Linked DNA regions of Mus musculus: region 2 is linked to region 1. The links are chromatin contacts, found by Hi-C or POLR2A ChIA-PET in ENCODE. All regions are on one chromosome and are shown on one strand. The core of a region is the stretch at or near the end of the contact, and the rest is flanking DNA. Distances in the headings are between cores, read along the strand shown.

Region 1 (3,788 bases), core at 449-2,948:
AACAACAAAAACCAAACTCTGCCTTAATATTCATCTTTGTCTCTTGACACTTCACATGGTTCATACAGAGAAATGTGAAGTCCTCATTGATGAAGCAAGGCACTCTTGCTGAGTCCTCTCTGCTTCACATAAAGCATGAGTAAACAGTAGGGTATAATAGTGCATGCCTTTAATCCCAGCACTAAGGACGCAAAACCTTGTGGGTCCCAGTGAGTTTATTCAGTGACACTCTCCCATACCTAACGAAAGTAAAGACATGCAAGCACACACTTATACACATAAAACAAAATCTTTTTAAAAAAATTAACAAAAATGTGATAAGGGAAAGATAGTAATAGATCATACTCTTAGGTATTTTTAAAAGGACATTTAAAGAACTGTTTAGTTTTAGGCATTGCAATGTAAGAAATATGCTAACTAGGAAAAGACTACTCAAAGAAGTCTAGCGATCTTATATGGACCTATCATAGGAAATGAGACTTAGGCTGCTTGACAGGGAACTTAGGAGTTCTAACAGCTGAATTCACAGGTAACGGCATCATTGTAAAATTACTGACAGTATCTGGTGCTTTTAAGATCTACACACAGGTTACAGGACTAGGCACTGTTAGTAAAAGGAACTAAAAAACAAGGAAACATTTGCACCCAAATGGTGAGTTTAAGTCCACACACACACTTGCACCAGAACAAGCTTGAAAAAATTGCTTTCTGCAAGATATTTCAAAACTAATCTTTGCAATAAGTTAAAACACCTTTTTTTTTCTGACTAAAGTTTTCTATTCGGAAATGTAATAAAAGAGAAATGTCAAGAGGATCAGATATTCTGAACTGTTGTTCCTTTTCAAATTCTGATGTCCAGAACTCAGAATTAATTCTTTCAAGCCTCTTTCGATGATGTAATTAGGTTTCTTTACCCCTGGCCACATTACTTCTTCCTCCCACCTCTCAGTTCGCCATACACCAGTCCTCTCTGCCCTGGCCATTGCCATTACCTGCCATCCCAGGAGCTCTACGTCTTCCGCTAGAACTTGGACACGTGGATACCTGGGCAGCTTCAGTTTGGGACTTGGATGTCCCGCTCTCCTTCCAGAGTAGGTGTCTTATGCTCTACGAGACTGGCCTACCAGGCACAGGATACACTCTGCAGCACGCGTCTTACAGTCGCACCTCAGACTCGTACAGAGTAGCCAAGAGGTCCTGTCCAAGATCGGACGTGCACAGGGGAAGTTTGGATTGCTACAAGAAACAAAAAGTGAATAGGGAGCGAACAGCTCTGCCTCGCTGCAGTAGAGACTCTGGGCGCCCACCTAGTCTTGGCCACCCGCCCTCCACAGGGTCTGCGATCTCCCACTTTCCCAGGCGGCCAGACACACCTGTTGCGGGGCACACCAGAAAGGCGGGCTGCTCCGCATTTTGCTGGCCCGGCCCAGAACAAAGGAACAAAGCCTTGGGGAACCCGCGGTCCCCGGCAACGCCGAGGGGAGGCGCGCCCCCTTCCCTGACTCCCCGGCTTCCTCCCGCGCATGCCGCACTACGCGAGCCCGCAAGGTGACGTCACACACCCAAGGCGCTGGTGGTTGCCATGGTGATACCTGGACTCCAGTCTTGTGACGCACTCCAAGGATCCTGGATCCAGATGACCTGGGATGGTCATCAAAACTCAGGCTGTGAGTTTACGCCGTGGGACGAGCCAAACGCCCACCCCTTTCCACGCCCACAGTCGGCTTAGCGGTCACTTCCGGTCGCGTAGACCCTTTCCCTTGGTTTCCCCCTCCCCGCAACACACAGGAGCGCCTCACCGGGGAACACAAAGGACCACAATTCCCAGAATGCAACGCGCAGTGTTTCTGAATTACTTTTCCCAGGTTTCCACAAATGCTGCAGTCCCTCCTGGTGGCTCGGGAGGTTGAACCTGCCTACCGTTTGTGTCCAGTGATTTGGATTGTGAGCAGAGGTGGCCATATATAGCGTTTGTAACCAATATTCACACACCCTCAGGGTTTTGGGCGGAGATGTTGGGGGCAGTACCATGCCCCTCAGGCTGGTCTCGAACTTGCTATATACATGTGGCTGGCCTTGAAATCCTGATCCACCTTCTCCACCTCCTAAGGATCTGACCTCCCCTCACAGAGAATTTCAAAATGCAAGCGTACATTTCATCGTTCAACCCTACTTTTATTACCTGGTTGGTCTGCATTCTCATTTATATGGTATTTGTCGTTTTGAAAATATTTTTTCGTTTTCATGTCTTCGAAAAACGACTCTCATTTTTTTTTTAAATACTAAAGAAGCCGGGAGAAGGTGATGGTACAGTATTTTACATACTGCACGTTTCCTTGCCTAGCACTTAAAGCATATCCATTAGTGCTCTAGACGAACACAGAAGATTGCAACAAATAGGTTTTTATGTTTCAAAGATGTGGCCCACTCATCTAAGGGCTTCTGTTCCTCCCCAGTTATTTGACAGAAGGGCTAAAGTGGCTCCCCTCCTTAGCTGAGAGCACCAGACCTGGAAATGATAATGCTACACATGAAAACTTTAAGGAAAGGGGATGATATTTAGAGAAATGGTTGCAACAAGACATTCGATAAAAAAGAGAATGCAAACAGCAATCATGTTTAGTTTTTTTTTTTTAATTGATTTTATGTGTCTGTTTGTGGGCATATGTGAAGGGACATGCTTTGGTGTCCAGAAAAGGATGTAGGAGCCCTTGGAACTAGAATTTATAGAAGACTGCATGCTTAGGACCAGACTTCTAACACTAGCTTTTCTGTTTGCTGGCTAGGAGCACCTCACAGGTTTTGGTTCTGGGAATGGGGCTCTGTTGAAATAAATGCCTGGACACATGAAAGTGACTTTGAAATTTGATTATGAGTAGAAGCTAGAAGAATTACTGAGTTATAGCATTTAAACTAAATTATTCTTAAAAGATGGATGCTGGGGATGGTGAGATAGCTCAGCGGGTAAGAGCACTAACAGCTTTTCAGGAGGTCCTGAGTTCAAATCCCAGCAACCACATGGTGGCTCACAACCATCTGTAGTAACATATGAGGCCCTTTTCTGGTGTCTAAAGACAGCTACAATGTACTTACATATAATAAATAAATTATTTTTTAAAAAGTCTCAAATGCCTTTAAAAAATGGATGCTATATAGACATTAGATTCTAGTGATGACTCAGATGGAAGTGAGGTGCATGGGAAACAGCTACAGTCATCTTTCATATATTCTCATGGTTAGGACAGTCAACCACATGTCTGTTTACTACACTGAAAAATCCAGACTGGGAGATATTTGAAAACTGTAATGACAATTTTGGAATTTTGGTTGTTTTTTTGTTTTTTTTTTTTTTTTTTTTTTTAAGAAATATAAGAATGTGTTCTAGTTTTAATCCCAGGTGTGGGATTACGAGGCTGCTTCAGACTGTCCAAAGCAGTTGATTATGATTTACCTCATGCTCTAGCAGAGGCATGGTTTTGCCAGCTGCAGATTGTTTCTGCAACTATGTGACGTTTGGGATTTTAGGAACCTTTCAAACGCTAGGGCACTGAGAGGTGGGGTTGGTGGTTGGTGGTCATTCAGATTGGTTGTAGTTTGTTAGTCATGCTCAAGAAGAAATAAGAAAAAAAATAGATTCAGATCTCTCCCTCTCCCCCTCCCCCTCTCCTTCTCCCTTCCCCTTCCCCCCCCCTCTCTTTCCTTCTTTCTCTCCTATCCAGTGATAGGGGATGAAACCAAGGGAATAAAGGGTGGGAAAAAGAAGAGTCCACAAGTAGCAAAGTAGCAAA
Region 2 (3,788 bases), core at 804-3,303, 36 kb before region 1:
GAGGGCTGCCTGGTGTGCACAGGAGCTGTCTCAGACATAGTTTGAAGCGGTTCTATACTGCCAAAGATAGGCTTGAAGGTGGGCCTTAAGATACCTGGAGTTGTAGAGGGAGAAGAGCTTGAAGAGGCCTCAGCCATGACAGAAATTCTGGAGTATGAGGCAGTTCTAACCTCAGTACTGTGAACAGGCCCCCAAATAGGTCTTAATGCTAAGTGAGAAGACGTCTCCACGGGAAGTACAGATGCAGGAAGATGGAGAATTGGGTTACTCACCACCCCAACCAAAGTGCTTTGTGTGGTGGGTGCTGTGGGGTTAATGACAGATGAGTGTGGGGGCACAGCAGACCTGTGAGCCCGAGGGATTGAAGATAGCCAGGTGGAATCAGTGACTGGTGTTGTGGGAGAGCTTGGAGACGCCTGGGTGGAAGCAATTGAGGGATTTGAGTCTGAAGAGATGCCTTGGATGTGCTCTAACTGTGAGCACCCGAGTGGGGCAGGCATATTCTTCAAGCTTTCCAGCTGAGGGTTCACGTGGGTGCTAAGAACTCTCTCAGAAGACGACCGACTGAGAGACAAGGTAGGCTGAATTCCAGCCCTCATCTCTGGAATGGAGTCTCCGGCTGTCCCGGTTGTAGCTTCTGTGGTTTGGTTGCTCGGCACAGCTTGCCCCTCTAATGTTGGGTCCTCTTCAGTGACAACAGGACCTTGCTGGCAAGGTATAGTTAGCAGGTCCCTAGGGCCAGACTGCAGTAGAGGAATCTCTCCATTTAGCTGTCCAGAGCTGCTGGGTGTGACTGAGAGGTGAGAATTAGGACTCTCTCCTGCTTTTTTCAATGGCCATTCTGGAGTCTGGACTAATGTCCTGAGAAAATGTCTCTTCCAAGATCCTGAGAGCTCTCTAGAAGAACTGTAAGAACTGGTAATAGCATTTCTTTTTGTGCTGGGGGGGCCTTGGGTATGTATGCTGGCCACAAGGGCCCCAGAGAAGCAACCGGATCTCTTACATTTATCATCTGAGCTCTGGACATGGGGTCTCCTTTTCAGAGACCCAGGCCTGGCCACAAACGAAACAGTGGCCCCACTTTTCAACAGGGGCTTAAAGGCGGACCATACGGAGGCCGAATGCCTTTGGCTGTCGGAGGTGTCCGGGAACAGTGGCTCTTCCCACCTGGCTCTGCCCTTCCTGCACTGGAGGAGGGCCCTCAGCACCGGGTCCTTTCCACAGGGCCCTGGTGGCTCCTCTGAAGGTCCCGCGGAGTTCACCACTCTTGAGACCGGGAACAAGGGCCGTGGTCTCCGCTCAGGAGGCGAGATCTTGACTGTCACCGGACTCCATGTGGCCCGAGGGTGACGAAGGGACCAAATATTACGCTTCAGGTAACTTTCCCACCAGTCTGAAGGAAGAGAGCCCATGATGGGGTTCTGTGGCCTCTTCATGGGGAAGCGCCTCCAGGCCTCACTGACGAAAGCGGTAGGGTTGGCGGGATCCCAGTTGGGCGGCCTCCGGGCCGGCCTGTGTCTCCGAGCGGGCTGGGCGCGGTGGACATGCTGCACCCGGTGGACCTGGTAGAGGGGCCTAGCGGGTCGGCGGCTCGCAGGCTTCTCCCCTGAGTCTGCGCGCCCCTGTGCTGGGGACCGCGGCGAGGACCCCGCTTTGCCCAGGTAGCTGCCCATGCTGAGAGGCGCGGACGGGCGGTGACTTCTAGCCCCGTTTCAACCTCGGCGGAGGCGGCCGAATCCAAGCATCCGCTGCTCGAGTGACGGTTGGGCCACGAGCGCCAGAAAAGCGCGAGGGAACTGGGGAGCTGGCGACACGCGGGCCACGGCAACCACGTCAGCCCGCTCTGGGATCTGCGGTCTGAGCACCACACTGGCAGAGCTCATGGGGGCTCGGTGTCTAGCATCCAGGCAGGACCCGGCCTTGGACCTGGATGCGCATTGGTGCGCGTCCCAGTTCCCCAAACTCTGAGCTGGAAGCGACTCTGGGTGATTTGAATCCCTTCATCGTACGAGTGAACGTACGAGGGAACGAGTGGGTGTGCTCGAGAGGGCACAGGACCAGAGGAAGATGGAACTGTTTAGGCAGGCTATAGGGCATTGTGACTTGTCAATGGGAAAGGCAGCAGCCAGCTGAGGTAATGTCTGTGAGTTCTATCAGAGCCTCCTCATGGCCAAACCCAGCATCATACCTTCAGGGGATAAAGTCAGGATTTGTAACCTTGCACCCTGGCGGGAAAGGGTCTATTTAGAAGACACTTGGAGCTCCTCTTCCCGACCAAACCTCTATTCACTTGCAGAATTAGTGTGTTAAACAAGTTGATAGAAGTTGAAGGTAAAACTGACTTCTTAGGGGGATACAGAAAGTTTCACTCTACACCCCTATGCTGGCCAGTGGACCAAAGTATCAAAGAACTCTGCCTGGCCATGAGCTAGAATCTTACATTTCACCCAAAACAAAACAAGTAGCTAACCAAGCACTTTCTCAAAACAGTATTGACAAGCAAGATGGCCAAGTCTGAGCATGCACTTGGTGGAAGGAGTGAGCTAACTCCCATAAGCTGTCCGCTGAGCTCCAAATACACAATATAGCAATAGCGTGTGTGTGTGTGTGTGTGTGTGTGTGTGTGTGTGTGTGTATACATACACACTGTATATACATACATACTGTGTATACATACACACTGTATACACGAAATGTAATTTTTAAAATTTTAAGTAAGGTGGAGAGACTCTCCATGAGCACACGAAAGTACCCCACACATACACAGAGCTACTGTAAGACATTCAGGAAATATAGAAAGTAGAAACTTCTATGTCTCAACAATAGAGCATCTATCTACAAATGTGAAACAGTTCTAGAAGTTCACACTGAGATGCCCCTAGCATGTAAGGAGGGTAGGAATAAATAGGGCTGTATCCAGCTATTAAGTGTCCCCAGGAGGTGGTTGCATAGAGAAACTGGGGAAGGAGGTGAACTAAAATTTGAGTGAGGATGACTGAATGGGACATACGTTTACAATGTATGCTGAGAAAATCATTCAATTGTGGGAGTTCACCACACATGTAACAAAACAGAGTTTGCAAATCCACAGGAATGATTGCTGGTTGCTTAAGACTGGGGCAGAAGGAAGAATAAAGGAGAGGACAGAAAGGTAACAGTATAATGATTTGTGTGCTATTGTTGTTATCTTTTGTTTTGTTTTTGTTTGGTTGGTTTGGTTTGGTTTTGGTTTTGGTTTTTGGTTGTTTTGTTTTGTTTTGTTTTTGAGACAGAGTTTCTCTATGTAGCCCTGGATGTCCTAGAACTCACTCTATGTTGACCAGGCTGGCCTTGAACTCACAGAGACCTACCTACCTCTGCCTTCTGAGTGCTGGGATAAAAGGTGTGCACCATTGCCCAATTGTTGTTATTTTTTAAGTAGTAAAAATTGACTATTGGGATTTTTTATCGACCTGTCTTAAAAGAACCAAACTGAACAACAATGGCCAGGAAAGAGTTGAAGTCATGAGAGCCAGTTTAGAAGTCTGTGTACTATCTTAATGCTGAGTCTATTTCCAGCAAAGGCAGGGGCAAAAACAAAAACAAACAAACAAACAAACAAAACCCCATGGCCAAGCCAACAGTTCCCTTTCAGAGACCTCCATCCAGGTAAGGCTGAATCTTTGTCTTCACCACAGAAAAGAATTTCAGGCCAGGCCAGTGTGAAGCAAAGTTAGAGATTGGGTATAGGATTCAAGGGGACACTGAAGCAGACTGTTGGGGCTAAGAAGTTTAACTAAGGAACACAG

What was found. Hi-C counts contacts between places; a loop is a spot of excess contacts on that map. ChIA-PET counts read pairs that join two places held with the same protein, here RNA polymerase II (POLR2A).
Region 2: a map of left cerebral cortex shows a loop between it and region 1 (2.4-fold over the local background). The contact joins the promoter of Pom121l2 here to the promoter of Zfp184 in region 1. A Hi-C loop is called at or near these places in 13 of 37 maps with a recorded cell type or tissue (T-helper 2 cell, adrenal gland, gastrocnemius and 2 more). POLR2A ChIA-PET finds 5 or more read pairs at or near these places in 3 of 5 experiments (Patski and embryonic stem cell).

What each region holds. Positions count from the first base shown.
Region 1 is chr13:21,943,004-21,946,791 of GRCm38, reverse strand. It overlaps Zfp184 (zinc finger protein 184 (Kruppel-like)), which reads right to left and starts at 1,698. Exons shown (of 6, transcript NM_183014.1): 1 at 1,593-1,698; 2 at 993-1,236. The coding sequence starts at 999.
Region 2 is chr13:21,979,446-21,983,233 of GRCm38, reverse strand. It overlaps Pom121l2 (POM121 membrane glycoprotein-like 2 (rat)), which reads right to left and starts at 2,053. Exons shown (of 1, transcript NM_001162928.1): 1 at 1-2,053. The coding sequence starts at 1,673.